2 separate regions of the Homo sapiens genome follow, and region 2 is linked to region 1. The links are chromatin loops, found by intact Hi-C in ENCODE. Cell type or tissue: B cell. All regions are shown on one strand. Links, peaks and the distances in the headings refer to the core of each region. The heading gives the core; the rest is flanking DNA.

Region 1 (15,032 bases), core at 3,433-11,432:
CCACCCGCCCCCACCCACAACATCCCGGCCCGGAGGTCCGGCCCCTCCACCTCCTTGGTCCTTCTAGGAGCTCCAGGGGTGCATCTGATCGGGGCACAGCCTTCCCCACCCATGGCCCCAGGACGAGCCCCATGTGCCACCCTCCGGCCCTGCTGGGCTCAGAGGCCCCCTGGACTTCAAGGGTGAGCAAGGCCTGGTCCAGGGGCCCGGAGGCCTCCCCTGGGCTGGCATGGGCTCCAAACAAGTCCTGGGCACAGAAGCTCTCCTAGCTCCGGACCCCACACCCCAGTCCTCCACTGCCACATCTGGGCCTTTCCACATGTGGCCCCCGTCAGACATGGCTCTGTGGGACACAGGCCTGCCCAGGCCCACCCGGCTAGCTTCATCCACCACCCAGTTGCCAGGAGAGGTGCTCTCCCCATCTGACGGAGGAGACACCGAACCTGGGGTCTCCCTGCACCCAATCACCCTATGACAACCCACAGTGGCCGCTGCTACAGGCCAGATCCTTCTATGCCCAGGCCTGACCCCAAGGGGAGTGGAGGCATCGGAACCCTGGTCATCGGGCAGCCTGGGGTCAAAATTCAGTGGGGGACCTGCCCAGTTCTGGGCGAGTCTAGGGTTTGCCAGGAAGACAGAGCTGGGATGACCTCCCCTCTGAGCTAGTCACAGGGTGTGGAGAGGGGCAGGGGGTCACCTTGGTGTGCACTCATGTGGACACGTTTGCTCCCAGACACACACATGCTCACATACGCCAGGGGACTTAGCCCTATCTCCCTGAGGTGGAGGCTGTGGAGGACCTTGCCCTGCCACCTGCCTCAGGGGACCCCTGGTCCCAGGGGGGCTAGCGAGGCCACTAAGGCCAGCACACGGGGGTCTCTATCCCGGACCAGTGAGGCCAGCACACGGGGGTCTCTATCCCGGACCAGTGAGGCCAGCACACAGTGGTCTCTATCCTGGACCAGTGAGGCCAGCACACGGTGGTCTCTATCCCAGGCCAGTGAGGCCAGCACACGGGGGTCGCTATCCTGGACCAGTGAGGCCAGCACACGGGGGTCTCTATCCCATCCAGTGAGGACACCACACGGGGGTCTCTATCCCGGAGCAGTGAGGCCAGCTGCCCACCCCAGGCTTCCTGCTAAACATCCTCCCTCCCAAAGATTTCTGGAGTCTGCCCTGCCTTCTGCCCCCAGCCCCCACGTCTCCCCCATCCTCCTCTGGACCCCCATCCTCCACACCCAGCCTGAGGCAGCCCCGCACGTCTCCCCCGTCCTCCCCTGGACCCCTGTCCTCCACACCCAGCCTGAGGCAGCTTTGCAGATTCCACCTAGAAACCCACGTGCCTCGTGGGCCCTGGGTCTGGGGAGGAAGGTGTCTCCAGGGCCTGGTGCCCCAGCATCTTGGGCAGCAGGGGGCACGGCCCAGTCCCCAGCCCGCACAAGCAACACTTACAATGACCACCTGGCAGACATGGCCGCGACAGCGCTCCGAGTAGGACGAGTAGTGCACGTACACCAGCCAGCTGCCTGCAAAGACGCCCAGCCAGGCCAGGAAGATGCAGCGGACCCTGAGGCCTGGGAGCCGGCCCTGTGGGGGAAGGGGCTGCGTGAGGAGGTGCCCTCGGGGCACCCAGGCTCAGGGTGCTCTCAACCCCACTTCCCACAGGAAGGGCCTCCGGATCCACCCCAGCCTTCCCCTGCCATCCCCTTGGCCCCCTGGCACCCCCGTCTTCTAGAATCACCCCCAGCTCAGCGACACCCACTCCTGGCTCTGCCTCTCCAGGGTCACATACCAGGGGCTGCAGGGGCCGGAGGTGGGGGCAGGCGCTGCCCAGACTTTTCAGTGTTATGGGCAGGTACAAATAAATGTCAAAACCAGGGGACTACAGGGTGGCCGATTCTTTCCTCTGCTGAATGAAATTTTTTTTTTTTTTTTGAGAGGGAGTCTTACTCTGTAGCCCAGGCTGGAGTGCAGTGGCGCGATCTCGGCTCACTGCAACCTCTGCCTCCCGGGTTCAAGTGATTCTCCTGCGTCAGCCTCCCGAGTAACTGGGACTACAGGCATGCACCACCACGACCAGCTAATTTTTGTATTTTTAGTAGAGACGGGGTTTCACCATGTTGACTAGGCTGGTCTTGAACTCCGGACCTCAGGTGATCTACCTGCCTTGGCCTCCCAAAGTGCTGGGATTACAGGTGTGAGCCACTGTGCCTGGCCGAATGAAGATATTTTTACAAACCCTTCCTATCCTGATCTCATTTCATAACATCGTCACCTCCGCACAAGGCCAGGTGAGCGCGCCCACCGCGAGAGACACTGCCCCTATTTTTCCCACCGTCCACCGTAATGCAGATTGGTGGGAAGTTCCGGCCGGACCAGACCCACAAGGAGAACCAGGTTTGGAGAACGGGGCCCTAGGAGCCCAACGCAGCCACATCCTGGAAGCCTTTAAGAGACGCAGGCGGGCCGGGCATGGTGGCTCACCCTGTAAACCCAGCACTCGGGGAGGCTGAGGCGGGCAGATTGCTTGAGCCCAGGAGTTTGAGACCATCCTGGGCAACATAGGGAAACCCCGCCTCTACAAAAATACAAAAATTAGCTGGGTGCGGTGGCTCACCCTGTGATCCCAGCTCTTTGGGAGGCTGAGGTGGGTGGCTTGCTTGAGCTCAGGAGTTCGAGACCAGCCTGGGCAACATGGCAAAACCCCATCTCTACTAAAAATACAAAAATTAGCTGGACATGGTGACTCACGCCTGTAGTCCCAGCTACTTGGGAGGCTGAGGCTGGAGGATTGATTGAACCCGGGAGGTTGAAGCTGCAGTGAGCTGTGACCCCACGCTACACTCCAGCCTGGGTGAGAAAGCGAGACCCTGTCTCAAAAAAAAAAAAAAAAAAAAAAGACACAGACTCAGACACCGATGTTCACAACAGCCCAGGGGTGGGCAGTCCTTAAGTTCACAGCCGGGGGATGGAAGAGCAGCTGCGTCTATCCTATCCACACTGCGGAGTGACTGTGTCCTGAGAAGGAAGGAGATCTGATGTCCACCCAGAAGGGAGGAGCCCCAGGACAAGAGGCTCAGTGAAACGAGCCCGTCACCAAAGCACAAATCCTGCAGGACCCACTTACACGAGGTCCCCAGAGTCGCCAAAACCATAGAGACAGGAAGGAGAGTAGAGGGAGCCGCGGGCTGGGAAGGGACTGGGAGTGTGCGTTTGATGCAGACAGAGCTTCAGTTTGGGAAGGCGGAGAGCTCTGCGGACAGAGGGAGGTGACCACTAAACTGTGCCCTTAAACAGGGTTAAGATGATACACTTTATGCCATGTGTATCTTACCGCAGTTAAAAATTAAGGTCGGGCGTGGTGGCTCACCCCTGTAATCCCAGAACTTTGGGAGGCCGAGGCAGGCAGATCACCTGAGGTCGGGAGTTGGAGACCAGCCTGACCAACAGGGAGGAACGCCATCCCTACTAAAAATACAAAATTAGCCAGGCATGGTGGCGCATGCCTGTAATCCCAGCTACTTGGGAGACTGAGGCAGGAGAATCGCTTGAACCCGGGAGGCAGAGGTTGTGGTGAGCTGAGATGGCGCCATTGCACTCCAGCCTGGGCGACAGAGTGAGGCTCCGTCTCAAAAAAAAAAAAAAAGTAAGCAGGCAGCCCCTGGCCCCTGCCTAAAGCTCTGACCCAGATGTCTGGGAGCCGGCTTTTAGGGAGGGCTCCAGGTCACTCTGCCATCCTCAGTCCCTCTGCCTTGGTTTCCCTACCGGCCTGAGGAGGCTCAGGCACCGGCTCTAGGGTGCAGGCCTCCAAGCTGGGCTTCCAAGGGTGACAGCCAGGGACAGCTGCATGCCACCTTCCCTCTCCCCAGCCCCCTAGCAAATTTCAGGCCTCTCAGGCACTGGCCAGCAGAGGGGACTTGCCCTACACAGGGGTTCAGACATCCCTGACCTGCAGCTGAAGGGTGAAGGGCCCAGGCTTGGGGGCCAGCTTCCCCTCAGAGAGGCCCCACTGCTGGCTCCAAGCACTCCCTGTGGCCTCCTGTCCACCTGCGGCCAGGGAGAGGCTGCCCTGGGCACATCCTCCTCCCGGCAGCGCCTGGCCACACCCCCACCTGCCCAAGCCAGAGCCCCCATCAGAGGTCGTGGGCTGCAGCCCGGCTTAGGCCGTGAGCAGGGGACTCCTCCCTAAAATGGGGCCACCAGCTCCTCAACGAGGACAAGGCACAGCCCAGGCAGCTGAGGTCGTTTTTTCTGGTTCTTTCAGGATGGGTGGGCCCTGGTCTCCTGCTTCCCCGGCATCCACTCACGGATGGCCGCCCCAGGCAGGGCTACAGAGGGAGGACCCCCAGCAGCTGGGGAAGGGCCCAGACCTCCAGTAGCAGTGGGGTCCTGGGGGTCCTGGAGCAGAGGGCGTGGCTCCGGTGTGGGGAGCCCTCCAGGCCCAGGTTGGTCTCCGCCCCCTCAGACCACTTGTCCTGGGCACTGAATCTGTTTCCGGCAGACTTGCTCAAGATGAAAAACAGGAAAGCAGAGAAACAATGGGGGGTGGGTGTTGTTCTGGCAGGATAAGGTCGGATGGCTCCGTCTGGGGTGAACGTGCCCAAGGCAGGGCCATGCAGGGAGGCCCAGCATGGGCGGGGCCTCGGAGGACAGCCAGGAGGAGGGAGGCTGCAGCTGGCCTCGGGCCTAGGGCTGACCCCAGCTGGGGACAGTGACACCAAGCTAGGGACTTACCCAGTTCTGCTCCCCAGAGCCCCGACTGGGCTTGGGCCAGGGCCTATTTCCGCCTGGCCAGCTCTGGTTCATCCCCCAGCTCTTTCGTTGTTGTTGTTCTTTTGAGACAGGGTCTTGCTGTGTTGCCCAGGCTGGAGTGCAGTGGTCCAGTCACAGCTCACTGCAGCCTCGAACTCCCAGCTTCAAGTGACCCTCCCATTAAGGCCTGGCATTACAGGCAGGAGCCACCTTGCCCAGCTCTCCCCTAGGTCTTGATCTTCCCCAGCTGCCATCCCTGACCCTGCTGTGGATCCTGGGGTCCCAAGCAGCTGCTCTGCAAGGCCCCCACAGTGCTCCCTGGCCCACCCTGGCTCCCGGGCCTGGCACAGATGGACGGGCAAAGCTTGAGTGTGGAGGTGGCCCCACCATCCAGGACCTGGGCTGGGGCTTTGCAGGGGCAGGTGGGGACCAGCTCCCGGTGTAGCCACTTGGAGGATAGGGAAGGTCACCCAGGGGATGGGAACAGCACAGTGGTCCTCAGCCCAGCAGGCTCAGACCGTGGGCCAGGAGCCCCACAGCACTAACCCAGAAAAGCAGTTCACAAGGCCAGGAAACTGAGGCCCTCGCCACTAGAGGGGCAGGCTGGGCTCCCACCAGGGCTCTGGCCCCGAGCCAGCCACCCTGGGAGCAGCCAACACCCCTCTGCTGCCATTCCTGGGCGGAGCTCCAAGCATCAGCATCTCTTCTGCAGCTGCTGGTCGAGGCCTTTCCTCGGGGGAGGGGACCACTGTGCACCCCACCTCCCAGCGACTGGGGTGGTCCTCAGACCCCTTAGCTCTCACCCTGCCCCAAGGCTGAGCCGGGACCACCACAACCTGAAGCCCCAAGTGGGCACAGAGGGTCTCGCTGCAATCTGTGGGTTGCCAGGTTCCATACGCTCTTCCCAGAAGGGGAGCTGAGGCCAGCCAGGCCCTGAGCTCAGGCAGGACGCAGGCAGGGTTCCTCCTGCTGACCCAGGACCACCCTGCGGGGGCCGGGGAGATACAGGCAAATCTGACCAGGACTGGCGCCTCCGGCAGATGGCTGGGGTCCTGGAGGGTCTGGGAGGGCATCCCATCCGAGGCCGGGCCCCGGATGATTGGAGCCTGATGGGCCTGGCCTGCATCTCCCCAAAGCAGAAGGTGAAAGGGCTCCTGGCAGCTGGAACCCAAGGCGGCCCGGGCCTCCCCTGCGGACCCGGCCAGGCCCCTGGAGGGGACGGTGGTTCAAGGTCATCCCGGGGTCAGGGCAGGGTCCCCGCGCTACGGCTGGCTGATGGGATGAAGGGGCAGGGGGCGGGGAGGTCATGTCCTTGCCAGGGCGTTTCTGTGCGTCCCAAGTTTTCTACCGCAGAATAACACACCTCATTTTTTAAGTGGAGAAAAGAAGAAAGGACTTCGGTGTGGTTTCTGGGCCTGGGGGGCAGGGACCGCCTGCAGGTCGGGGCGAGGGCCTCCAGGCCGCAGCATCCCCGCGCCCGGACCCTCCTGTCGCCGCCACCGCCCCTCCCCCAGCGTCCCGTCCTTCCGGAGCCACTCGCCCCCTCCCCGCTGCCCACCCCGGGCTCATGAACCCTTCGTGTCCGAACCCGGGGCCCCGCTCCGTACTCGGCCCACTCCGGGGCTGGAGCTCGGCCTCCCCAGGCAGAGGCGGCCGGGGGCGGCGGGCGCGCACCGCGCTTACCTGCAGGCGCTTGGAGAAGGGGCAGAAGAGCACCAGGTGCGCCAGGCGCCGCAGCCGCCGCATGGTGGGCTCCGGCCGGGGCTGCGCGGGCCCCGCGGCTCGCTCGGCCTCAGCCCCGGCCCGGCCCGGCCCGCAGCGGCCGCCGCTCCCTCGCCATGCGGGCCGCGCGCCCCCGGGCCCGCGTTAAAGGCGAGGGCGCGCGCCTTTCTGTCGGCCGACGGCGGCGCGGCGGGGGCGCGCGGGGGAGGGTCGCGGCGGAGGCGCGCGGGGGCGGGGCTTGGCGCGCGGCCCGCCTTCGACCCCCGGCTCGGCTGAGGAGGGGGCGGGCACCGAGGCCCCGCCCACCCGCAGACCCCGCCCCTCATGCAACGGTGCTGCGGGAGGGGCTGGGGGCGCGCGGGATGGGCCGGGAGGCGGAGCCGGGGCCGGGGGCGCGCCTGTCGGGCTCCTGGGCGTCTCGGGGGCTCTTCCCACGCTGGAGAGAGGCCCCGTGCGCTACGCAGGCTGCGGGGTTCAGGGCTCCCCACGCGCGCCCCCGGTTCGAGGCCGCAGAGCCAGGGCTGGTCCTTCCCCTGGGTCCTCAGGATGGGGTCAGACGCGCGGAGCCCTGGGCTGGCCGAGCCTGCAGCCCGCCCCGGGGTCCGACCCTTCCCTCCTGGCTGAGACCCCGCGCCTTGGCCACTCGCCGGGAGGACACTTCCTTCGCCTCCGCGTGGGGTGCTCGGGGATGAGCCGTTGCCGCCTCCATAGGCAGGTTCCGTGTGAACAGAAGCTTTCATTGCACTTCGGTAAACACCTGGGGGGGCTGAGTTGGACGGTGAGGGATGTGGGGCGCAGCCAGCAGCTGCCAAGACTCGCTCCCTCCCCGCGGCCGCCGGCGCTTCCAGCTGCTCCGCATCCCGGGCGGCTCTTGCTATCGGCAGGTTTTTACATTTTAGCCATTTCCCTGGTGGTGGCGTCTCGCTGGGGCTGTGGTTCGCGTGTTTAACACACTTTCTGCGTGTTCAGTTACCACCTGTGTATCTTCTCCAAAGTCTATTCAAGTTTTTGACCATTAATAAAAATCACGTTGTTTCTTTATTATTAAGTTTTGAGACTTATTTACATTTTGGTTTTAATTTTTAATATCTAGAATGAGACTGGGTCTCAGTGTTTTGCCCAGGCTGGTCTCGAACTCCTGGGCTCAAGGGATCATCCTGCCTTGGCCTCCCAAAGTGCTGGGATTACAGGCATGAGTCACCTGGTGCCCAGCCAAGACTTTTTTTTTTTTTTTTTTTTGAGAGGGAGTCTTGCTATGTTGCCCAGGCCGGAGTGGTCTCAAACTCCTGGCCTCAAGTGATCCACCTGCCTCAGCCTCCTAAAGTGCTGGGATTACAGGCGTGAGTCACCATGCCTGGTCCGAGACTTCTTTATATCTTCTGGATATCTGCCCATTATTACACATGTGATTTGCAAAGATTTTTCTCCCAGTCTGTGGCTTTCTTTTCATTCTCTTAACAGTTTCTTTCTTTTCTTTTCCTTTTTTTTTTTTTTTTTTTTGACGGAGTTTCACTCTTGTAGCCCAGGCTGGAGTTCAGTGGCGCGATCTCAGCTCACTGCAACCTCCGCCACCCAGGTTCAAGAGATTCTCCTGCCTCAGCCTCCCAAGTAGCTGGAACTATAGGTGCAAGCCACCATGCCCGGCTAATTTTTGTATTTTTAGTAGAGACGGGGTTTCACTATGTTGGCCAGGATCACTCCTGACCTCATGATCCGCCTGGCTTGGCCTCCCAAAGTGCTGGCATTACAGGCATGAGCCACCGTGCCTGGCCACACCAGGCTAATTTTTTAATGTTTTGTAGAGATGGGGTTTTGCCATGTTGCCCAGGCTGGTCTTGAACTTTTGGGCTCAAGCGATCCTCCCACCTTGGCTTCCCAAAGCTCTGGGATTCTGGGCGTGAGTGAGCCACTGCCACCAGCCCGGATCGTGCTCTGAGTGTGTCATCTCTAAGAAATTTTTGCCTAACCGAAGGTCACAAAGGTTTTCTGTGCTTTCTTCTAGAAGTTGTATAGTATTCGGCTTCATATTTAAGTCAATGACCCAATTCCAGTTAACTTTTGTGTATTGTGCAGGGTGTGGATCAGAGGGTTTTCAGTTTGGGGCTTGGGGGTTTTGTTAGCATTTTTTGCACATGGACATCCAATCCTTCTGGCATCATCTGTTGAAAGGATGAGCCCCTCCCCACAGAATTGCATGGCAGGGAGTTAAACAGAGAGGGACAAGGCCAGGGGGCAATGGGGTCAGGGTTCTATGCCAGGTATAGAAAGGAGGGGTGGGCCTGGGGGTGTGGCAGTGGCCTAGGCCAGCGACCTGGATGGACAGGGCTGGAGGCAACGTGAGGAAGGGGAGAGGGGCCAGTGGGAGAAAGTAGCAGGCAGACCCTCCCAGTCTCAGTGACCCCCAAGGTAGCCGTAGCCCAGGCTGGGAAGAGGGACTGCCATGTCCCCAAGTGACCTTTCCTCTCTCCCTCGATCCAAGCACTGTCTCTCTGCCAGCGAGGGTCCCGGAGCCCAAGAAAGGGAAGAGCAGTACGAGAGGGTGGGACACAGAGCACAAGCACCAAGAGGCCAACACGTAGGCTTCTCCCGGCCTGGAGGGAGGCCTTGCCATGTTTACAGCTGGGAGAGCATGTGCTTCCCTGCATGGCCTGTCCTCCTCCTGCAGGAGGGCTGTCCCAGGGCCAGGGGGAGTGGGTGCAGGGCAGTGGTGGTCGGTCCGGCCTGCAGGGAGCTCAGCTGGAGGGTGCAGGAGCCCACACCTTCCGTCAATGTGAGCCAGGCCAAGACCGCGGCCAAGAAAGTTCTGGAGGGTCTCCCGAGGAGGGCTTCCTGGGGGAGGGGCGCAGGAGAGCGTGATCCGTGGGTCAGGATCTGGGGAAGGTGTGGGCCATGAGAAGGATGAGCGCAGCCTCAGTGCCACTCCCAGGCTGCCAGGAGGGAGATGGCCCGCCCTGGGAGGAGTGCCTGGTGAGCGCATAGCCGGCCCTGGGTGACCCTGTCCCCGAGATCTTCCAAAAAGGCATTTCCCAGCAGGGCCCGCGGGACGCGGTGCTCCCTCCAGGCAGGGACCAGTGACCACGTTCTCCTTTGCATCTGCAGGCCTGGCCCAGAACCTGCACACTGTCCGTGGCCACTAGCCCATCAAGTGTTCATGGAATGGGCACTGGCCGGGTTCCAGTTCAGTTTGAATGGGTCTAGTTCTCGTTTTGGGGCCCTTGTTTCTACGCCACCAATGGGTGACATCCACCTGCCTGGAACATGAATGGGGCAGAGGACCCGGGAGGTGCTGACTGGTATCTCAGGTGTGGGGGCGGGAACTGGGCCGTGCCTTGCTGTTTCTAGGGCCTTTCGTGGCCTGAGGCCCTGAGCTCAAACCCTGGCCAGGGCAAACGACAGGTAAACGAAAGGTCCACTGCACAGACACAGACGCAGAGACACAGGATCACACACACCTTCGGGGCAGGCTCCGGGGACAATTCTGAAAGTGGAGGACCTTCCTGCCCTGTCTTTCCTTCCCATTCGTCCTGAGGCCTGGGAGTTTCCTCCCCAAGCAGGGGGCCCATTGCTCTCCCTGCCCTGCTGCAAAACTGGCATGTCCCATTCCAACTGCTATAACTGCGTCTCTTCCCCAGGCATCCCCTACTCACACCCAGACCTTTTTTTTGAGATAGAGTCTCGCTCCGTTGCCCAGGTTGGAGTGCAGTGGGGCAATCTCAGCTCACTGCAAGCTCCGCCTCCTGGGTTCACGCCTTTCTCCTGCCTCAGCCTCCCGAGTAGCTGGGACTACAGGCGCCTGCCACGGCGCCCAGCTAATTTTTTGTATTTTTAGTAGAGACGGAGTTTCACTGTGTTAGCCAGGATGGTCTCGATCTCCTGACCTCGTGATCCGCCCGCTTCGGCCTCCCAAAGTGCTGGGATTACAGGCGTGAGCCACCACGCCTGGCCTTTTTTTGTATTTTTAGTAGAGACGTGCTGAGACCAGCTCAGTCAGGGAGACCCTATCCGAGCGGCGTTAGAGGAATTAAAGACACACACAGAGAAATATAGAGGTGTGAAATAGGAAATCGGGTCTCACAGCCTTCAGAGCTGAGAGCCTCGAACAGAGATTTACCCACGTATTTATTGACAGCAAGCCGGTGAGCACACCAGGTGAGCAGCCGTTTAGGGGGCCCTGGTGGATCGAGGGCCCTGGAGAGCCACGAGCTTTCCCTCAGACGGTGGAGTGCGGCGCGTCAAGTTTCCCCCAAAGGGAGAGCTGCCACTTCCGATGAGAAGCTGACATATCACCGGGGACCCGCCCGCTGCTGTTGAATACAGAGTCTTCTGTTTGCAAAGAGAAGCTCTAGGGCCCTCCTTCCTTGTGGTGGTTGTGTCTGAGTTGAAAACCCTCCGAATGGGACTGTCAGGCTCCAGTCACAAGGCCTCCGTGGTCAGGTGGTTCACTGGGACAAGAGCTCGTTGTAAGCTAATTTTGCTTTTTGAAAACAAGGGGTGAACCTAGTAGTCGTGTCAGAGAGTCAGTGAATCCACCACCCCAAGGGGCACATCTGGGCAGAGGCTGTTTTCTTTCTCTGGAGTTTCCAGATAACGGGATCGTCAGCCACAGGGACTTGTCGTTCAAAGGGATCACAGGGCTGTGAGGCCCCAGCGGGAGAGAGAGTGGCCTGTGGCTCACGGGGCGGCAGCTGGAATAGCCTGTTGGTTCAGGCCCTGACGTAAGCAGGCTGATTTGTGGGTTCACTAATTTATTTTATTTATATTATTATTTTTTTGATACCAAGTCTTACTCTGTTGCCCAGGCTGGAATGTAGTGGTGTGATCTCGGCTCACTGCAACCTCCACCTCCCAGGTGCAAGCGATTCTCCTGCCTCGGCCTCCCGAGTAGCTGGGATTACGGGCACACACCACCACGTCTGGCTAATTTTTATATTTTTAGTAGAGACAGGGTTTTGCTATGTTGGCCAGGCTGGTCTCAAATTCCTGACCTCAGGTGGTCCACCCCCCTCGGCCTCCCAAAGTTCTGGGATTACCGGCGTGAGCCACCTCGCCCGACCTGGATTCACTAATTTAAGAAGCCAAGTCGAATGCCCAAATGAAGCACATCCTGTCTCCAACACCCACACAGTCCAATCAAGTGCTGGGTTGTCCTTTTGGGTGAGATGAGGGAGCAAAGAGACAACAGGTTTTCCTTGACTGGCTGAGGCAGTGAGTGCTGTGGACCCACCTCCACCTACCTCATCCCAAGAAACTCCACCTGGTGAGGCAGCCACTGGACGCTGTTGATGTTTTGCCTGCCTCTGTGGACAGGGAGGTATGAGAGTACCCCCGTCTAGTTGTCTAGTTCTAGAGACCCAAGGCTTCTGAGCTGCCAACCTGCAGGACATCATCTGTATCATGGCACCTGTGGACATCAGAAGTCCTAACCTGCCCACAGGTGGCCAGTGGCGGGGCGTGTACGGGGAACACACCTAAGTGTATTGGAGACCTGGCCATGTGAATGCAAGCTGGTCTTGCTCCTCCCCTGCCAGTGGTGTGGCAAAAAGGCATTGGCAGGATCCAAGACAGTGTACCAAGTACCCGGAGCCCACGTGATGGGCTCGGTATGGTCACAGTGTGTAGGACAGCTAGGGCTCTGGGAGCAATGGCTGACTTCTGTTGGTGGTAATCCACTGTCAGCCACCAGCAGCTCTTACCTGCTCCACTGGCCACTCAGGGATGTTGTGTTGCCATATTTCATCTCTTTTTTTTTTTTTTGACACGGAGTGTCACCCAGTGATTGTCACCCAGGCTGGAGTGCAGTGGCGTGATCTCGGCTCACTGCAGCCTCTGCCTCCTGGGTTCACATGATTCTCCTGCCTCAGCCTCGCGAGTAGCTGGAACTATAGGGGCCCGCCACTATGCCCAGCTAATTTTTGTAGTTTTAGTAGAGACTGGGTTTCTCCATGTTGGCCAGGCTGGTCTTGAACTCCTGACCTCAGATGATTCACCCGCCTCGGCTTCCCAAAGTGCTGGGATTAGAAGCTTGAGCCACCACGACCAGCCTTTATTTTTTTGAGGCAGACTCTCACCCTGTTGTCCAGGCTGGAGTGCAGTGGCACGATCTCGGCTCACTGCAACCTCCACCTCCCGGGTTCAAGTGATGGGTTCAAGGGATTCTTATGCCTCAGCCTCCCGAATAGCTGGGACTATAGGTGCCCGCCACCACACCTGGCTAATTTTTTTGTATTTTTAGTAGAGACGGGGTTTCACCATGTTGACCAGGCTGGTCTCTAACTCCTGGTGTCAAGTGATCTACCGGCCTCAGTCTCTCAAAGTGCTGGGATTACAGGCGTGAGCCACCACGCCCAGCCCCATATTTCATCTCTTAGTCCCCCTACTGCCCTTAATCCCTCAATCAAACCTCTGATGCGCCTTTTTCCCTCTGGGATTCTGTACCGCTTCTGGGATTCTGTACCCGCCCTGAAAGCGGGTTGCAGAGAGATTCACACATCCCACTGGCCCTTCTCTGCATTCAGTGCTTGCCAATAGGGAGAGTCCCCTCTGGCACGTACAGGATGGAAGTATGGGGATGAAACACAGCTCCTACGCGGCAACACACACATAGAAGCATCAAAAACAGGGCATCGAATTGGCCCAAAATGCCACACCCACAAGATCACATCAGCCTTCACTCCCCATTTCAAACCGTGCACAAATCCGGTGAGCGGAATCCAGAGAACTTTTCCTTCCACTGGTCCAAACAGGAGAGTGATGTGGGCTACTCATATCCGACAGAGCCATAAAGTTTGAGTTCTTCTTCTCCTCCAAGTTCTCCAGCACACTTGGATGGTGCCCACGGCCTGGGAACCTCTAATCATCTTTCTTCCTAACGTAAGTGGAGGGGGGTGAGAGGTGGAAGGAGGAAGTCCATGAACAAGGTTCTGCGTTTATTTTCAGGCAGCGTGGCAACGGCTCATGACTCAGCCAGGGACTGTTCCATGATTTTCAATCCATCCAATGCTCCGTACCAGGCAGTGAGCTTCTCACAGCTGACCCATCTACTTCAGTTTTGGGAGCCCCATGGCTTAGTAGCCATTGCCATGTTGTTTTCAGCTGGATCTGTGGAGTTTGCACCATTTGGCCAACTCGAGCTTGGTGTCCCAGTGGCAATCTTATTTGAGGATTCTTCCTACTTTAGACAAAATAGATGTAACAGAGTTGATTTGAGCATTAAAGGAGGCATGAATCAGGCAGCACTCAAAGGTGGAAGAGGCTCTGGGAGCTCTGTCTTAGCAGTGTGAGCAGCAGGCTTTTACAGGCTGAATGTGGAAGTGAAGTACGGAAATAACTCAAGGCCAGGCTAGGCACCGTGGCTCACACCTGTAATCCCAGCAGTTTGGGAGGCCGAGGCAGGCAGATCACATGAGGTCAGGAGTTCAAGACCAGCCTGGCCAACATGGTGAAACCCCGTCTTTACTAAAAATACAAAAATTAGCTGGGCATGGTGGTGTGCACCTGTAATCCCAGCTAATCGGGAGGCTGAGGCAGGAGAATCGCTTGAACCCAGGAGGCGGAGGTTGCAGTGAGCCGAGATCACACCACTGCACTCCAGCCTGAGCAACAGAGCATGACTCTGTCTCAAAAAAAAAAAAAAAAAAGAAAAAGAAAAAAAAAAGAAAAGAAATAACTCAAGACCTTTGCCTTATTTGGGTGTGGTCTGATTGGTTGGCTGCCCGTGATTGATTGGTTGAAACCTGGCTATCTGTTAACAAACTACTGAATAAAGTTGTTGTTGGTTAGTGGGAACTCCCAGTACAGAGACGGCCTCAGGCAATGACTGCTCCTTATTTTGCTTTAAACAACTTTAATCTAGCCGGGCAGGGCATGGTGGCTCACGCCTGTAATCCCAGCCTTTTGGGAGGCCGAGGCGGGCAGATCACCTGAGGTCAGGAGTTCCAGACCAGCCTGGCCACCATGGTGAAAGTCCTTCTCTACCAAAAATACAGAAATTAGCCACGCATGGTGGCAGGTGCATGTAGTCCCAGCTACTCGGGAGGCTGAGGCAGAAGAATCGCTTGAACCTGGGAAGCAGGGGTTGCAGTGAGTCAAGATCGTGTCACTGCACTCCAGCCTGGGTGACAAGAGCAAAACTCATCTCAAAATAAATAAATAGATAAATATAAATAAATAAAATTCAGTGGTGCCTCTTCCTCCTGCTCCAGCCACGTAGGACACACCTGTGTCCCCTTCACCTTCTGCCACGATGATGTTTCCTGAGGCCTCCCCAAAAGCAGAAGCCGCTATGCTTTCTGTACAGTCTGAGGAACTGTGGGCCAATTCAACCTCTTTTCTTTCTAAATTACCCAGTCTCAGGTATTTCTTTGTACCCATGTGAGAATGGACTAATATAGATGGTTTTGGGAGGTGGTGCCTTTGGGAGGTGACAAGGTCATAAGGGTGGAGTTCTCATGAATGAGATCAGGGCCTTTATAAAGGAGACCCCTGGCCGGGCACGGGGCCTCAAGCCTGTAATCCCAGCACTTTGGGAGGCCGAGGCAGGTGAATCACCTGAGGTCAGG
Region 2 (15,032 bases), core at 599-8,598, 46 kb after region 1:
TGTGCCCCTCCCAACACTGGCACCAGTAACTGCCGGCGGTGTTGACGCAGCGCTGGGGACAGCCGCCCCTCCTAGCACTGCATTCATCCACATCTGCAGGAAACGGGGTGTCAGGCGGCCATGCCTGCGGGAGGGGTCCTGCCCACACAGCTCCCTTCACAACCACCCACTCATGGGCCAGCAGTAACCCCAGGACATGCAAGGAGGTGCCCAGGACCCTTCCAGGGCCCCCCAGGGTAGAGCCAGCCTCACCTGACTGGCAAGTGTCACCCCGCCATCCTGCAGGGCAGCGGCAGCGGCCAGGCTGGACACAGCTCCCTCCGTTCCGGCATGGCGGCTGGCATATTGCTGTGGGCGGGGGAGGCTGGTCACCAGCTCAGTTGGGTCCCCAGCACCCTGTGGGGGCAGCTGCTAGGGAGTGGGTGCTCTGCGGCAAGGTGGTGCTTTGCTCGGGGTTCAAGAAAAGCAGCAGGAGCGTTGCTGGAAGATTGGGGAACAGTCGCCCTCCTAACACCGGGCGCCGAGGGACATAGCCCTCACCTGCTCCACAGGCCCCAGGAAGCCCGCTGGTCCTCTTCCAGCCGGGGCAGCACGCGTAGCGAGGCCTGGCAGGGGCCAGCCCAGGGCTGCGGCGGTAGGCGGTCCTATAGATGGTTCTGTGGGGTGGGTGGGACAGCTCAGAGGGGCATCCTACTCCCCCTTAGTCACCTGCTGGGCATCTAGAGTCCCCTCTCAGAGTGCACAGGGTCACCCCAGCATGCCCCCAAGGGTCTTCTCCTCAAGGGATGGCACTGAGGGGTCACTGCACAGCCGTTTCCCTGCCTGGGCCTTCCGGTGCTGGCCGGGACTCAAGCCACAGCAGGAAGGCCCAGCCACACTCCGCATGGAGCAGAGGCAGTGGCCAGGCCTGTGTGTGCCCCCACCTATCTGGTCTCCTACTGTGGGGGCATCCAGGCCCAGAGGAGAGGGTGTGCCCGGCCTACGGCGAGTCACGGCAGAGTGTGGGCCCTGGGCATCGGAGCCCTTCTTAAACCTCCAGAAGTCTGAATTCCCAGGCCCCTCCCCCAGCAGGGGGTGGAGCTCCCACACCCAGGAAGGAGGACTCTGAGACTTAGGGGTGTGTGCCCCTTGTGTGGGCATACAGGACATTTCAGGGTCTCATCTGTGCCCACTGGGGGCCGTCATGTGGAGGGGGGTGCCCAGTGGAGTGGGACCAGGGGAGTCAGGCACCATTCTGTGTATATGGGAACTTGCAGCCAGGGATGCCAGGGTAGGGAGGGGTTAGTCCCCCGGAAGTGGAGGGGTGCAGACAGGATGGGTGACCCCTCTAAACATGGGGATGCTCTTAGAGGTGCGGTCCTTTGAGACGTGTCGGGGCAAGAGCAAGGATTAGGACACTGGAGGTGATCGTGGAACCCCTTGGCTCCGGCCGCCCTGGGTCGCCCATCTCAGGCAGCCCTCTCATGGCTCTGGCCTCAGTTTCCCATCTTGGGTCCCAGGATTCACCCCCGCCTCGCCCCTGACATGCTGATGTGTGGCCGACTTGGGAGGCTGGGGCTGGGTGAGCTCGGTGTGGTGGGGCACTCACCGGTAGGTGCTGCAGGCCCGGTGCCCGTCGCAGGTGGTGAGGAAGGGCTGGTACACACGCTGCACGAACGACTCGGAGACAGGGTCCCCGTGAGCCCGGACAGCACACACCCTACGGCTGCGGGGGTGGAGAGGGGGTCAGCCCAGGAGTCCCAGAGCAGGACCCAAGAATGATGGGAACATGTGGCCGGGGCAGGACCCTCAGCAGGAGCCCCCAGGGAGTCCCCGACAGGTGCTGAGGGCCGCCTCTAGGAGGTGCTGAGGGCTCCCGGTCCCCCCACCCCAGCACTCCCAGGCTAGGGCTTGGCTCACCCGGGCCGGTAGGCGTGCTCTGTGCCGCCCACTGCCAACACCAGAAGCCACATCAGCAGCACCTCCTGAGAGCCCCTCATGGCCTGTGCCTCCAGGCGGGGTGGCCTTCTCCTCTGGGTGGCCTGGGGCACAAAGCATGACCCCTAAGTCTCCCCGCAGATGCCCCCAGGACGCGGGTGCAGTTTGCACTTGCTCCGCGAGGCCTGCCCAGCTCATCTCCGCTGGAGCCTCCACCGGTGGGACAGCCCCACGGTGGCGCCCACTCTCTCCTCCGCTGGCCCCCTCTTCCAGCTAGCCAGACCCTCGCCAGGCACAAACAGCTGGGGCCACAGCCTGGGGGCACAGGGGGGGTGACGCTGTCCAGAGCTCTTGGTGCAGGAATCGAGTGGATCCTGCTGGGCATCTGCCCGAGGCTCCGGGAAGGATGGCTCCAGCTACGGGTGGCCGTTTCTCCTGTCCTGCCTGGTTCCAGGGCCCTCCTCACAGCAGGGCAGGGGTGAGTTTGCACCCCAGTCTATGCAAACGGGGTGTTCGTGGGCAGAGCTGGGATCCAGCCCCACCAGGGACCTGCCGGCCTCAGCCCTTCTGGAATTTGATTTCTCATCTGAGTGTGGAACCGGCCCCAGCAGGTGGGCCAGCAGCTGCAAGCCAGCAGGAACCGTGCGGAGGGTGCACACATTCTAAGACCACCAGAGGGGCGGCCTTCATTTTAGAGGGGGTCCTTCCCAGGCTGGGATATGTGTGCAATCAGCCTCCAGGGATCCTGGGACAGTGGCTGTGCCAGGTGCACACCTGGGGGTGAGGAGCAGCCCCCGACAGTGTCACCGGAACCGGAATCCAACCCCCTCCTGGCTGTGCAGCAGGAGCCAGGGGCCCGGGTGAGGCTTCCTGAGAGCATGAGAGCCCAGAATTAATGGTCTGTGGCAATGCCGGGGATGGGGATTCTGTCCTATGCGCAGCCAGGGGTCTGGAGACCTGGCGAGCCCCTGCCATGCTGCAGGGTCCCACCCAGGGCCTCTCACGGGTGCTTCCCAAAGGCTGGGTGGGTTCCTTCCGAGGCACTGCAGGGCCCTCCGCAGGGAAAGGCCAGGCTTCGGGTCGGGGCAGAGGCTGGGGTAAGGCTGTCCCTTCTCTGGGATTCAGTTTCCTCACACACTAGAATAGGGTCTCTGAGGCCCCTCCTCAGCTCTGACAGCCAGTCCTATAAATAGTCACACTGTCCTCAGTCGCTGCTGGCCAGCCCCACTGGGTGTGGAGCACGATCCCACACCTGCTTCCCACGGGCACTGCCAAGGCATCACCCGGTCCCAGCGGGGAGGGTGGCTGGGGGTCCTTCCTGGGCCTCCAGTCCTCTGTGCGCTGGAGAGAGGAGGGCAGGGCAGAGGCTGCCAACTAGGCAGAGGCTGCCCTGGGCAGCTGAGGGGTGGGGACTTAGCTTGGGGGCAGGGGGGGCATCACAGCAGTTTTTGGGCAGGAGTTTGTCGAGGGGGCAGAGCTGGCTGGAGATTAACTCTGGGGATGGGCCCTGGATGAAGGACACTGTTAGGGGCTGGGTCTGGTGCGACCTCAAGGCAAGACTCGAAGTCGGGGGACATTGGGGAGTGGGACCCGGGAAGGAAGAGGTAGGGCAGCGGCCCGGCGGCTTGATGTGGGCAGGGGGATGCCAGGGCGGGCCTGGGGGTAGGCGAATCTCCCAGACCTCATTGCCCCCCACACATATTGGCACAGCTCCCCCCCACAATTCCTGAGAGTCGCCTGGACAGGAAGCGGTGCTAAGTGGAGACTCAATTTTTGAAAGTCATGTTTTCCCGAGGCCAGAGGAAGCCCGTGGTGCTCTCCGAGCCGGTGCTGCAAGCCCCATTTCCCCGGGGGGGGCCACGGCCTCGACCCAGGGGTGCCGGGCGGGGAGGGGGCGGCGGCGCCAGGTGGACCAGCAGTCCGGTCCCCGTGCCCCCAGCGCCCACGGGCTCCCTCCCCACCTGCCCGGCAGCAGCCCCGCAGCCCCCACCCGCGAGAGGCCGGGTCCGCAGAGGGAGGGGCCTGGCTGCGCCGCAGGCACTGGCGGACCCCTCGCGGCGGGAGCAGGGCTGGGGACCGCGGGGCCCACGAGGGAGGGCGCAGAGGCGGAGCGAGACGGACCTGCCCGCCGCCCCCTCCCAGCCGCGCTGCTGGCTCCGGGGTTCGCGGGGGGCGGAGCAGGCGGCACAGGCTGGGCCCCGAGGCGCTGAGTCGCGCCGGGTCGGACGAGGGGCCGCGGCGACCCCGGCCCTCCCCGCCGCGCCGCCCGCCCGCCCGCCGCCGGCAGGGGGAGCCGGTTCCCGGGGCCGCTGGGCCCATTCTCCCGGCCCGGCCCGACCCAGCCGCGGGCGCCCCGGCCCGCTCCGCCCCCGGCCCCAGCGGTCGCGCTGCCTCGTCCCGGAGCCGCCCCCAGCTCCGCGCGCGGCCAGGTTCCCCGCCCCCGGGGGCTCCGCGGGTCCCGCCCTCGACCCAGCCCGGGCGGCGACCGGACCCCGACCCCGGCGCGCCCCGCTCGCTCCGCACTCACCGCCGGATCCGGGGCGCGCACGCGCCGCCGCCACTGCCGCCCGAGCCCGCGCCGTGGGGGCCCCGAGCCCCGCCCCGCCCCGCCCCCGGCCCCGCCCCACCTGGCGGCCCCGCCCCGCCCCCATTGCGCAGACGGGGAAACTGAGGCCCCGCGGCGGACGAGCTGCCCCCGGGCGGGCAGTGACTCTGCTGGAACCCGGGGCTGACGCAAACGCGCCTCTGAGCCGCGGCCCGCCAGCACCCCCTCCGGGAATCCTGGGGCCCGAGTCCCCGCGGCAGGGCGCTCGCTGCGCGGTCGCTGGGGACGCACGACCAAGCCCGGCCGCCAGGAGCCAGGAGAGGCCGCCCAGGGCGCCCACACTGACGGGGCTGCGGGCCCTTTGCTAGCTTTCAAGCCCCCCAGGCTGAAAACCACCCCGGGACGCCCATCTCAGCCGCTGGGGGGCCGCGCGGTAGGCGCCCGGCGCAGGTTAGCACTGAGCTGGGTCCTGCAGCCTCGCAGGCAGTGGGCATCATGACCGTCCCCACCGCAGGCCCAGAGACCCAGATCTCCTCTGAGACCACATGGCAGAGCCCAGGCCTGCCTCCTAGCCTTAGCGTGTTAGGTTGGGGGCCCCTGCGCCGGCCCCCACCTGGCCCTCTCTCAGGCATCAGGCACCCTCACCGGGGTCACTGGGTCACTGCTGAGTTCAGCACAGTCAGGGCCATCGCAGAACACTCCTCCCAGCGAATCCACAGGCCCCCAGAGAGTCTCCTCACACCAGAGGTCCCTGGGCTGGTCACCTCTCTTCTCCAGGCCTCCATTTCCAAATTTATAAGATGGGGCTAAACAGCCCTGGGATCTAGTGACGGTGAGGTCGTGGCCACACAACAATTGTTACAGCTGTTACTGCGGGCGCGGCACGTGGGGCTCGGGCCAGCCCAATTCAGCAGCCCCTCAGACCCCAGCCGGAGCCAGCGCCCTGTGTCATAACCCGCGTGGGCGCCGGTGTGAGAAGTGTTCCCTCGGAGCAAGGGGTTTGCTGGGACTCACCTGGCGGAGGAGAATCAGTCATCCCCCGGACAGGGGCAGGAGCTGCTCCTCCGGGTGGTGGGGGCCACCTGTGCCTCCCCGGTCCTGGGGGCTGCTGGTTGGAGAGGAGTTGTGGGTTAGTGCCTATGCACAGTCCTGGTCACCCTGATGTCTGGGGGCTGGGAAGGGGCCCGGGACCAGCTTTCGGTGCTGCTGTGGGACCTCCGCCTGCACTAGGCCTACAGGCCCCTGTCCTGCACCTACCCCGACCCCATCCTGTCCTGAGCTGATTGTCCTCTCGGATCCGCAGCCCCTGGCCTCAGTAAAATGGGGTTATTGCCTCCAGCCCTGGACTCCCTGGCATGGGGATGGGAGGCTGCTGTGAGTGGAGCTGGAGGTCTCTCCATGTAACCCAGGGTGCTGGGCAAGGGGCCTGCAGATGGGTCCGAGAGGGCCACCAGCTTGGTCCTACCTTGGTGCATGGGAGCTGGAGGAAGGGAGGGGCCCAGGTCCCTGGAGAGGAGTCCCCAAAATGAGGCCGCCCCACCCTGCAATCCAGTGGCCACTGCTCTGGACCAGGGGCCCTGGAAGCCCCTGGCACGTGGTCCAAGGGACGACCAGAGCAGCTGCTGTCAGGGGGCGTTCCTCATCTGACTGGGGAGTCCTAGGCCTCCTGGCGCCCTGAGCCCACGCAGGGCAGCTCTTACCTAGCCCCCAGCAGTGAAGTGTTCAGAGTGGGGCCTAGGGGGCCTCTGGGTGGGAGAGCCACCGCCACCCTCCCTGTCCCCTGCCCCTGGCCTCATCTCTGGATCTGCGGTCACTTAACCCTTTGACCTGCCTCCCCACCTCTCCTGCCTGAGTCTGGAAGAGGCGATGGAGCAGAAAGGGCAGCTCCAGGGCTGCCCCGACTCAGCCCTCGCTGCCCCCATCCTGGCTAGGCACCATTTGGAAAGTGGGGGTTCTCAGACAGGCTTCTTGGTGTGGACGTATGAGACAAAAAGTGGGGCCTTCTAGGACCCACTGTGGTTTTGGGGGCTTTGGGATGGGGCTTCAGCCACTCTGCATGAGGCTGGGGAGAGGGAGAACAAGGGCGTCTCCAGGGTCCAAGGGGGGCCCACAGAGTCACCCATTTGCCCACCGCACCCAGCAAGTCATCCCTAAGCCCGAGCCCCACGTCCCGCACCCTGGATTCACACTGCTCATCCTGGCTACAGATGTGGCTTTGGGGTTCCTCTCCCTCGGGGCCAGTTCCCCTCCCCGGGCCCCCGTTGGGTTGCTCATCCACTGCTAGGGAGAAGATGAGGAGACCTCAGCCCTCGGGACACCGCAGGGCGTAGCGCGAAGCCCCTCACAGCGGGCCCAGCCAAGCTGAACTTTGCTGCCAACCACAGGGGCTGCTCTGCGGAGGGAGAGAAAGGCCAGAGGGTGGGGTTCAGGGGAAGGGCGACTGGGGGTGAAGTGTTGGAGTCAGCAGACTGGATTGGGATCTACGCTGGGCCACCCACTAGCAGGCGTTTGGCCAAGGGGCCTCAGTGGCCTCCTCTGTGCAGAAGGGGAGGAGACTGGGACCCCTCCCCTGTGACCTCGCTGGGGAGCAGATTGCGGAGCAGCCAGCAGGCGCCACGGTCAGCGGGAGTGAGGGGAATGGGGGGCCCGCCCTGTCCGCTCCCTGCCCCTCCGAGGCCACCCCTGCCATACCTGATGCTGCTGGAGCCCAGGCGTGGCCATGGTGGCCGCTGCTGTGTCCTGGGACTGGAGATGGACCCTAGCCCTTGCTGGGGCCTCAGGCCCACTGGCCGCCTGGAGGCACCTCCTGAGGCCCACCTGCCTGGCCTGTCCACAGGAGCCTCCCTTGCAGCCGTGCAGGGCCAGCTTGGTGCAGGGAGGCTCCCCCCGGGCGAGGAAGGGCGGCTTTTTATGCTCCGTCCTGGGTAATCGGGATTGGGATGGGCCCTTCCCAGCCGGACTTCCTGTGTGTGTTCTCCGCTGATAACGGGGACGTGTCGTCGGACAAACAGGAGGCTGAGGGGGGTGGGGGCCACCGTGTGAGGGGGCCTGGACAAACTGCCCAGGGGTGGGGAAGCCGTCCCCTGGGCCATCAGAGTCTAGCCCCAAAACAGCCAGAAACCAGGGCTGGACCCTGCTGGAGACCCTGGGGAGAGTGTGGGGTGGAGGACGCAAGCCCAGGGCCCTCCCAGGACCGTGGGTTCACAGGCCATGCTCACGTGTGGCTGGACAGAAGGGAGCTGCTGCATCTTTGGGCCAAGGATGCTGGGCCCTCCCCCAGGACACCCCCAGATGTGTGTGACACAGCACGGGAGCTTGGAGGGGCCCCAGGCCAAGGCAGGGACCAGCCACACAGGAGCCTTGACCAGTGAGGGATGGCGAGTGGCGAGGCCCGGCAGGAAGGGACTGGGGTGGCAAGACAGGCTGAGCGGTCCGAGAACAGCCTGTTCCGTGGGTCCCTGAGGCCCATGGTGAGGGGGTGACGGGAGGGGACAAGCATGGAGTCCAAGCTCTCTCCCCTAAAAGAGCTGCCAGTGAGGCTGTGAGCCCCTGCCCTGGAGATGGGCAAGCAGGCCCAATGCCCTCAGCCCCACTTCACAGGGGTGCTCTGGGCTGGCAGCAGGCTGCGGCCGGGGGTGTGGGGAGGGATGCGGGACACTGTGGGTGATCACAGGGGGTGCTCTGTCAGATTCCCGGCGTCCCAGCCTCCAGGTCTGACCCTCATCTTCCCTGTTCACACGGCAGTGGGAGCCTCAGGCCGAGCGAGCCACTGTGGCAAAGGTGGGCTGGGTGGGAGGGGACACGGTGCCGAAGGGAGCTGGGTGGCTTTGGAGGGCACGCCTGGAACCCCAGGAGAGCAGGGCCTCTCCCAACCCCGCTGTCCGTGGGGTGTGAGCCCTGCTTTGGGGTCAGCCCCTGTCGGCCTGATGCCTGGGACACCCCCATTTCCCTGGCCCTGGGCGGTCAGTGTGCCCCCACCTCTCCAGCCCCACTCAGCTGGGCAACTTGAGCCAAGGGAGGCTGGGGCAGCTGGGGAAATTCCCCACGGGACTTTGGAGGGCAGGTGGAAACCTCACCCACACGCGATGCGCCTCCCCCTCAAGCAGGAACCAGCTCCCCTCTACCCACGGCCAGGGGAAGGGTCTGCTCTGGGCGCCAGGCTGTGGTCAGGGCTCAGGGCCTCAGCCAGGCAGGACCTCACTCTTCTCCGGGCCTGTTTCTGCACCTGCTTCATGGTCACTGAGCTGGTTTAAGGGGGCGCTCCTGGCACCCAGGCACCGCTGGTCTGAGCGGGAGGGGCCTCTTTCCAGAGGTGGCCCCTGCCCTGAGGTTGGAGCAGATAGGCAGAACCCCATTTCCCCACCTCCTCCACACTAGGCCACCCTGGGATCTGGCCCTTACCCTACTGGCTGCACCCTCAGCCGCCCTGTGCCTCCCTCGGCCCCCTGGCTCTCCCACCCAGGGGCTCATCCTGCCCTGGCCAGCCTGTCCCTCCAGCTGTCAGGAGGGGGTTGCAGTGAAGAACAAGTTGGCAGCAGGCCGGGCCCAGTCCCCCAGGCTGTCACCCAGGAGTCCAGTGCCAGGAGGACAGCCTGGGGAGGACCCAGACTCTGCCCTCGCCCCTGGCTGTAAGCACAGCAGTCAGTTCACCGGGAAGGCCCCCAGCGGGCCAAGCCTTAGCAACTCGTGCACTCGGCTACTTAGCTACTCCACCGTATAGGGGCCCAGTAGGCTTGTGCCCCCATCCCAGGAGGTGCCCTCTTGCCCTCTGCCTGCATCCCTGCGGCCTGCCCCCTCCTCCCCCACCTGCATGCCCCTGGATCTGCCCTGGCCTCCTGGTGGAAGGACCCACAAGCATGGGGTGGGCTAGATCCAGCCCTTTCTGTGTACAGAGGGGGAAACTGAGGCCCAGAGGGAGAAGTGACCGGCCCAGGTGAGCCTGGAGGCCGGACAGGGCTGGGATGCTCGGCACAGGAGGCTGCCTCACCCTTCCTTCCTCTTCTTGGGGAGCCCCATGTCCCCCACCCCAGCTTGTCCTATGTCCCAACCTGGAGCAGCCCCTGTCATCAGACCTATCCGGCCAGGGGACAGCTCGGGGCAGGAATAGCTAAGTAGCCGAGTGCACGAGTTGCTAAGGCTTGGCCCGCTGGGGGCCTTCCCGGTGAACTGACTGCTGTGCTTACAGGCAAGGGGCGAGGGCAGAGTCTGCGTCCTCCCCAGGCTGTCCTCCTGGCACTGGACTCCTGGGTGACAGCCTGGGGGGCTGGGCACCGCCTGCTGCCAACTTGTTCTTCACTGCAACCCCCTCCTGATAAGCTCTGCCCTGCCCCCAGCCCCTCCCCAGGCCAAGACTAGACCCTCCCCAAGGGAAGGAGGCCTGGGCTCAGGCCCAGAGTGCCAGCTTTGCCCTATCCCATAGCCTGGAGCCACCACAGGAGGGGCACTCCACTCTCTTGGGCTCCTGGAGCCTCAGAGGCAGGTACAGGAGGTGGGCTGCGGCCTTGCCCTAATGTCGGGGGCCCAGCGGGGACAGGAGGGGCGGGGGGTTGGCAGGGGACAGACATGGGTTCTTGGACGCCAGAGGGTACTGGGGGTCCAGGGGGTTGGGGCTGCCCCCGGGTTCTGGTATGGGTGGAGCACACTCTGTGCCCAAGGCCCAGGGGCTCAGCAAGGGGCAGGCGGGCCCCTCCCTCACCCTCCGGTCCTTGGAGGTGCCCCCTTCCCTGCCCTGGCCGCTCTGGTGGTGTGTGTTTGGGATCATGGCACAGACCTTCAGCAGGGAATCATTTTGGGAGTCAGCAGTGCCTCCTGCCCAGGCTCCAGCCCCACAGAAGCCAGGCCGGGCCCCACGCCTGGCCTCCTCCCCTCACCTCAGGGGCCCAGCACAGAGGGGGAGACCTGGTGGGAGAGTGTGGCCACCCCAAGGCCTGCGCCTGTCCTCATCTGGGCACTGGAAGGTCTGGAGCCCAGGGCTTCACCCTGCCTGGGGTGGTGTCAGAGGTGGAGGCCCGGCAGGGGCAGGAAGCTGGAGCTCTGGTCCCAGCTTTGTGCCCCACACAGGCCTCAGTTTCCCCATTGTCTCTCTTGTCAGCAGGGCCATGTTGTCCAGTGGCCTTCCAGCCACCTGGGAATGTTCTGAGGTTAGTTATAAGGGGAAGGGCTGCCTTACCTTCCCAGAGCGTGCTGGCTGGGCAGAGAGGCGTGGAGGGGCCTGGCAGAGCCCCCCGGGCCCTCCCGGGCCTCCCGGACCCCTCACCAGGGTGCTTTTGGCCTCTGAAGCCCCAGGAGAGGGCAGACTAAGCCCCTGGCAGAGGCCAGCCTGGGCATCTCAGGTGGCGCGAGACAGAGGGGCACCAGGCGCGGCCGCGGGAGCCGGGCTGCAGGAGGTGCAGGAGGAGGGAGTGAAGCAGAGTGCGGGAGGGATGGGGCTTCCTGTTTACCCCGAGCGCCCCCCGGCCTCGGACGGGCTGGCTCTGTCAGCCACGGATGTGGTGGAACCTTCCCATCAGAGGACGTCCCGGACCCGACGGGGGCTGGAGGGAGCTGCCAGGCAGGGGTGCCTGCGGGCAGAGGAGCCGTCTGCTCCCGAGCGAGGGTTTGGGCAGGGAGAAGTGAGGGTCCCCAGCCTTTCCTCTCACCTCTCCCTGCCTGCTCCGGCCCCTGACCCACGTCCCAGAGCGACACCCTCTGAGTTGAGGGGCTTCCATTTTCAGAGGAGGCAGCTGGCTCACAGGTGGAAGCCGCTTGTTCAAGGGTGGAAAACGGAGGCCCAGGACTGGAGTCCGGGCGCCTGAGCCTCGGGGGTCGCCCGGGGGACCCCTCGCCCTTCCCCTGGCCGCTCCCGTCTCCCTTCCTGGGGCTGCCCACTGCTCCAGCTGATGGCGTGGAGGAGTCCATGGCCTTGTGGGCTGGCTTCTTGGCAGGTCCCCACCGGCTTTGCATCTGAGTGTCCCCTTCTCCTGACATTGCCCCTACCCTGGTCCGGTCCACCCCGCTTCCTGCCTGGATAACAGTCGCCCCTCCTCGGCCTTGCTGGGCGCCGCTGCCCTTCACACCCAGTGCTCAGGGAGTTTCGCGGAGGGACACATCGGGTTGTGTGACCTCCTCCTAAGGCGCCACCACACTCAGCACAAAGTCCAGTCCTGCCGGTGCTCCATGCCCCTGCCCGGGTGCGCGCTCCACAGGGCAGGGACCCGGACCTGGAAGAGGTGACTTGGAGCAGGTGCGCAGAAAGTGCGGAGTCCCCCACTGCGCCGGGCGTGTCACCCGTTGGTGGCCTGGCAAACTTGAACTGCAGCGAGACGTGGGCTTAGAGATGGGAAAGTGAACCTGAGAGGGGCCGGCAGCCCGGGCAGGAGACACAGCCCCTTGGCCACACCCCAGGGGACCGGCATGCCCCACTGCTGGCAGCAGGTGATGGGAGCATCCCTGGGAGAACAGACTCCCCCCAGTTCTGCACACACTGCTGGTGCCTTGGAGCTCTTACCAGCCTGGGGGCTTAGCTTTGAACATCTTCGTGTTATCTTTTGGCAGACGTGAAGATAAATGCAGTTCCCTTAGGCTGTCCCTGGGGGGTCCCCAGTCCCAGGAGGGGCAGGAAGCCAGGGAATGCCCTGCAGTTCTCAGGTCCCCTGCCAGCAGTGCAGGAGCATTTGGCCGCCCCACACCCTTGTCAGCACTTGCTGTTGTCTGTCTTTTTCATTTTAGCCATTCTGATGATTTTGCAGTGGTATTGCTGTATTGTTATTTTTGTTCATGTAGGAAGGTGAAGAAAATCTTATTTTTTAAACGGCAGAATCCGTCCCTAGGGAGAGACTTGCTTCACAGGGGAGACACCTGGCTGGGGTGAGAGCGCAGTGTGGGCTCAGGGGGCTGTGTGCTGCAGGCTCCGTGGATGTCCCCAGCAGCACCCAGGGAGTCTGGAGGGGAGGAGAGAGAAGAGGCCTCCACTGTGGAGTGAGCCTGGGAGAGGGGTCCCCAGATGGACACTGGGTGCTGCCTGGCAGCTCACGAGGTGGGCACTGGTGGTCTGACTTGAGAAAGCCTTGTGGAGCAGCGTGAGCCCCAGATGGAGCCCCTAGTGTGTGGGGCACCCCTCCCCTGGGGATGCCTGTGCTTCTGGGGTCTGTGGGCTTCTGGGAAGGGTGTGGGGGGTCCCTCCCTGGAGGCTTCATCCCTGTCTCTCTTGCGGGGTTGTCATAGAGCTCCAGTAGAGTCAGGGACCATGGGTGCCCTGAAGGCTTCTCTGCCTCAGTTTCCCCTCGTGTCAGACCAGGGCATGGAGGGTCTTCGGAGCCCTGGGGAGGGTCCCGGGGTCTCCAGTTCCCAGTCATGGGGCAGACAGTTTGTGCCTGGGTCCTTCCCAGGAGGGAGGAAGGAGGGGTCCGTAGCTTCCAGCAGATTCTTGAAGGAGGGTCATGTGACCCTCGAGTGAGTTCAGAGTCCCCACCCAATGCAGCTGCCAGGGCCTCGCGTGTCCCTTCGGGGTCCTCAGCGCCACGAACGGGGCTGGTCCCAGTGTCCAGCTTCTGGGATCCCGCTCCTGCAGGCCCTGGAGACTGCTTCCCACCCCTGCTGAGGTTCCCATGGGGCTGAGGAAGGGGGACTTGCCGGCCCCCTGAGGCTGCCCTCACGCCTGGCGCCAGTACATGGCACAGAAGTCCCACTCGGTGGGCTGTGATTTGCCCAGGCCCGACAGATGGGGCAGCCGTTAACGTCAAGAGGAAAAAGCACTTCATCTCCCGCGACGGAAGGAGAAGTTCCCGAGAGCTCAGGGCCTGTGGGGCAGCCAGTTGAGGTGGCGGCAGTTCAGCAGCCCGGCCCCCAGCTGGAGCCGCCCTGTCCTCTCCCCACCTGCCCGCCTGGGGAGATCTGGGGGCCGCCCTGTCCTCTCCCCGCCTGCCCGTGTGGGGAGAGCTGGGGACCAGGCGCTCCAAGCTTTTAGGGGAGAAAATAGCGGGAGAGACGGTGTACGCCTGTGAGCAGGTGCTGCGTTCGGGTGTCTCCTCCTGGGGCCGTTGCCCTGGCCCTGCGAAGTGGAGGCAATGATCTGACCCCATCTACAGATGAGGAAACTGAGGCCCCATGGGAGTGGCTGCTCAAGCTCCCAGGGCCTTCCCCGGCAGGGCTGGACTGGAACCCAGAGCCACAGGGACCCCAGTCTCCGCAAGGCACAGTGGTGGGGGGCCCCTCCCCTGGGGATGCCCGTGTGTCTGGGGTCTGTGGGCTTCTGGGAAGGGTGTGAGGGTCCCTCCCTGGAGGCTTCATCCCTGTCTCTCTTGCGGGGTTGTCATAGAGCTCCGGTAGGGTCAGGGACCATAGGTGCCCTGAAAGCTTGTCTGCCTCAGTTTCCCCACGTGTCAGATCAGGGCGTGGAGGGTCTTGGGAGTCCTGGGGAGGGTGCCGGGGTCTCCCTGTTCCCAGTCACAGTGCACACAGTTTATGCCTGGGCCCTTCCCTGGTGGGGAGGGAGGAGGGGTCCATAGCTTCCAGCAGATTCTCGAAGGAGGGTCAACAGAGCCCCATGCAGGTGGCCCTGGGCTTCCTCCAGTCCCCGAGTCCACACTCCTCAGCACCAAGGCTGCCGTCATATTATCACTATTATTTAATACCCTTAAAAAATGTAAAGAGAGAAAGGGAAAAAAAGGCATCTGCCTGGTCAGGAATCTCTGTTTCCTCTCAGCCAGGAAACAGGAAGTGAGTGTTCGGGGAGATTGGGAACCAGCCCTCGAGAACAATAGAGCCCCCCCAGAGCCCCCCAGAGGGGAAGGGGAACTGCGTCAAGGGGTGGGGGCTGCCGGAAGCCTGACCTCTGCCCCGCCAAGCGCAGAGGGGGCCTGAGGCATAAATTTAGTCTCCTTTTCCTGATGAAAGGCTCAGATGCCCTACTGCTGGGGCTGGGGGGAGGGCAAGGCTGGCCTGGGTCCCTGGGGCCTTAGGGACCATCTAACTGTGCCCTCCTTTCACCTATGGGTAAACTGAGGCCCAAAGAGGGGAAGAGCCCTGTCTGGGGGACTGAGGGTGCCGAGCTCCCGTGGCTGTCTCGTTGGGGCTGCAGGCTTTGCTCGGCTTAACACCTGCTGGACCTGGGCACCCCCTCACGTCCCTGAATAAACATAGCGGGTTCTGGTGGAGGCGGGAGGGCAGTGCGGGCCCCTGCAGCCAGCCCTGGCCATTCCTGCCAGCCGTGTGACCCCAGGCAACGCCTCACCTCTCGAGCCTGGCTTTCCCAAGTCACCCTGGCCCGGAGCAGCCTGAGAGGCAAGGCTGCCACCAGCCCGTGCTCCCTCCAGCCCTGCCAGGTGTGCGTCCCCACCTTAGCACCTTGCAGTCTCCACCCCAGCACCCTGTCCTGCATCTCTCCACACCAGCACCCTGCACCCCTGCATCCTAGCGCCCTGTCCTGCATGTCTCCACACCAGCTCCCTGTCCTGCTCTGGGGGGCGGCTCCTTCACTCCCCACTAGTGCCCTAGGGTGACTGTGTGAAGGTGGTCCGGGCCCTTCCCCAGGCAGGGAGGGGACACGGGGCAGGTCCCTCCCCAGGCCCTGGCCATGACTCTGCATCAGGCA

What was found. A loop is a pair of places that touch in the nucleus more often than their neighbours do. Peaks named below come from ENCODE experiments on the same cell type or tissue, not always from the same donor. Only the 100,000 strongest peaks of a DNase experiment are listed, where the experiment ranks them.
Region 2: it touches region 1 in a loop (2.8-fold over the local background); 13 of 110 quality-filtered maps call a loop at or near these places.

Annotation. Positions count from the first base shown.
Region 1 is chr9:136,704,132-136,719,163 of GRCh38, reverse strand. DIPK1B (divergent protein kinase domain 1B) reads right to left here and starts at 6,592. Exons shown (of 5, transcript NM_152421.4): 1 at 6,436-6,592; 2 at 1,453-1,587. The coding sequence starts at 6,498. It overlaps LOC124900276 (cuticle collagen 2-like), which reads left to right. Exons shown (of 5, transcript XM_047424334.1): 5 at 1-1,882. RefSeq lists enhancers at 4,735-4,864, 5,005-5,929. In B cell, for the core only: no CTCF peak of the experiment used is centred there; DNase peaks (open chromatin) are centred at 5,946 and 7,083; H3K4me3 peaks cover 1,356 bases; H3K27ac peaks cover 544 bases; H3K27me3 peaks cover 3,924 bases.
Region 2 is chr9:136,655,230-136,670,261 of GRCh38, reverse strand. EGFL7 (EGF like domain multiple 7) reads right to left here and starts at 7,346. Exons shown (of 11, transcript NM_016215.5): 1 at 7,154-7,346; 2 at 6,639-6,854; 3 at 5,477-5,570; 4 at 1,900-2,021; 5 at 1,589-1,705; 6 at 541-656; 7 at 253-348; 8 at 1-93. The coding sequence starts at 1,979. LNCEGFL7OS (lncRNA EGFL7 opposite strand) reads left to right here and starts at 9,841. Exons shown (of 2, transcript NR_135132.1): 1 at 9,841-9,941. RefSeq lists enhancers at 1-327, 328-829, 14,536-15,032. In B cell, for the core only: a CTCF peak has its summit at 4,788 (motif pointing right); DNase peaks (open chromatin) are centred at 1,964, 3,571, 4,211, 4,881 and 2 weaker places; H3K4me3 peaks cover 458 bases; H3K27me3 peaks cover 5,290 bases.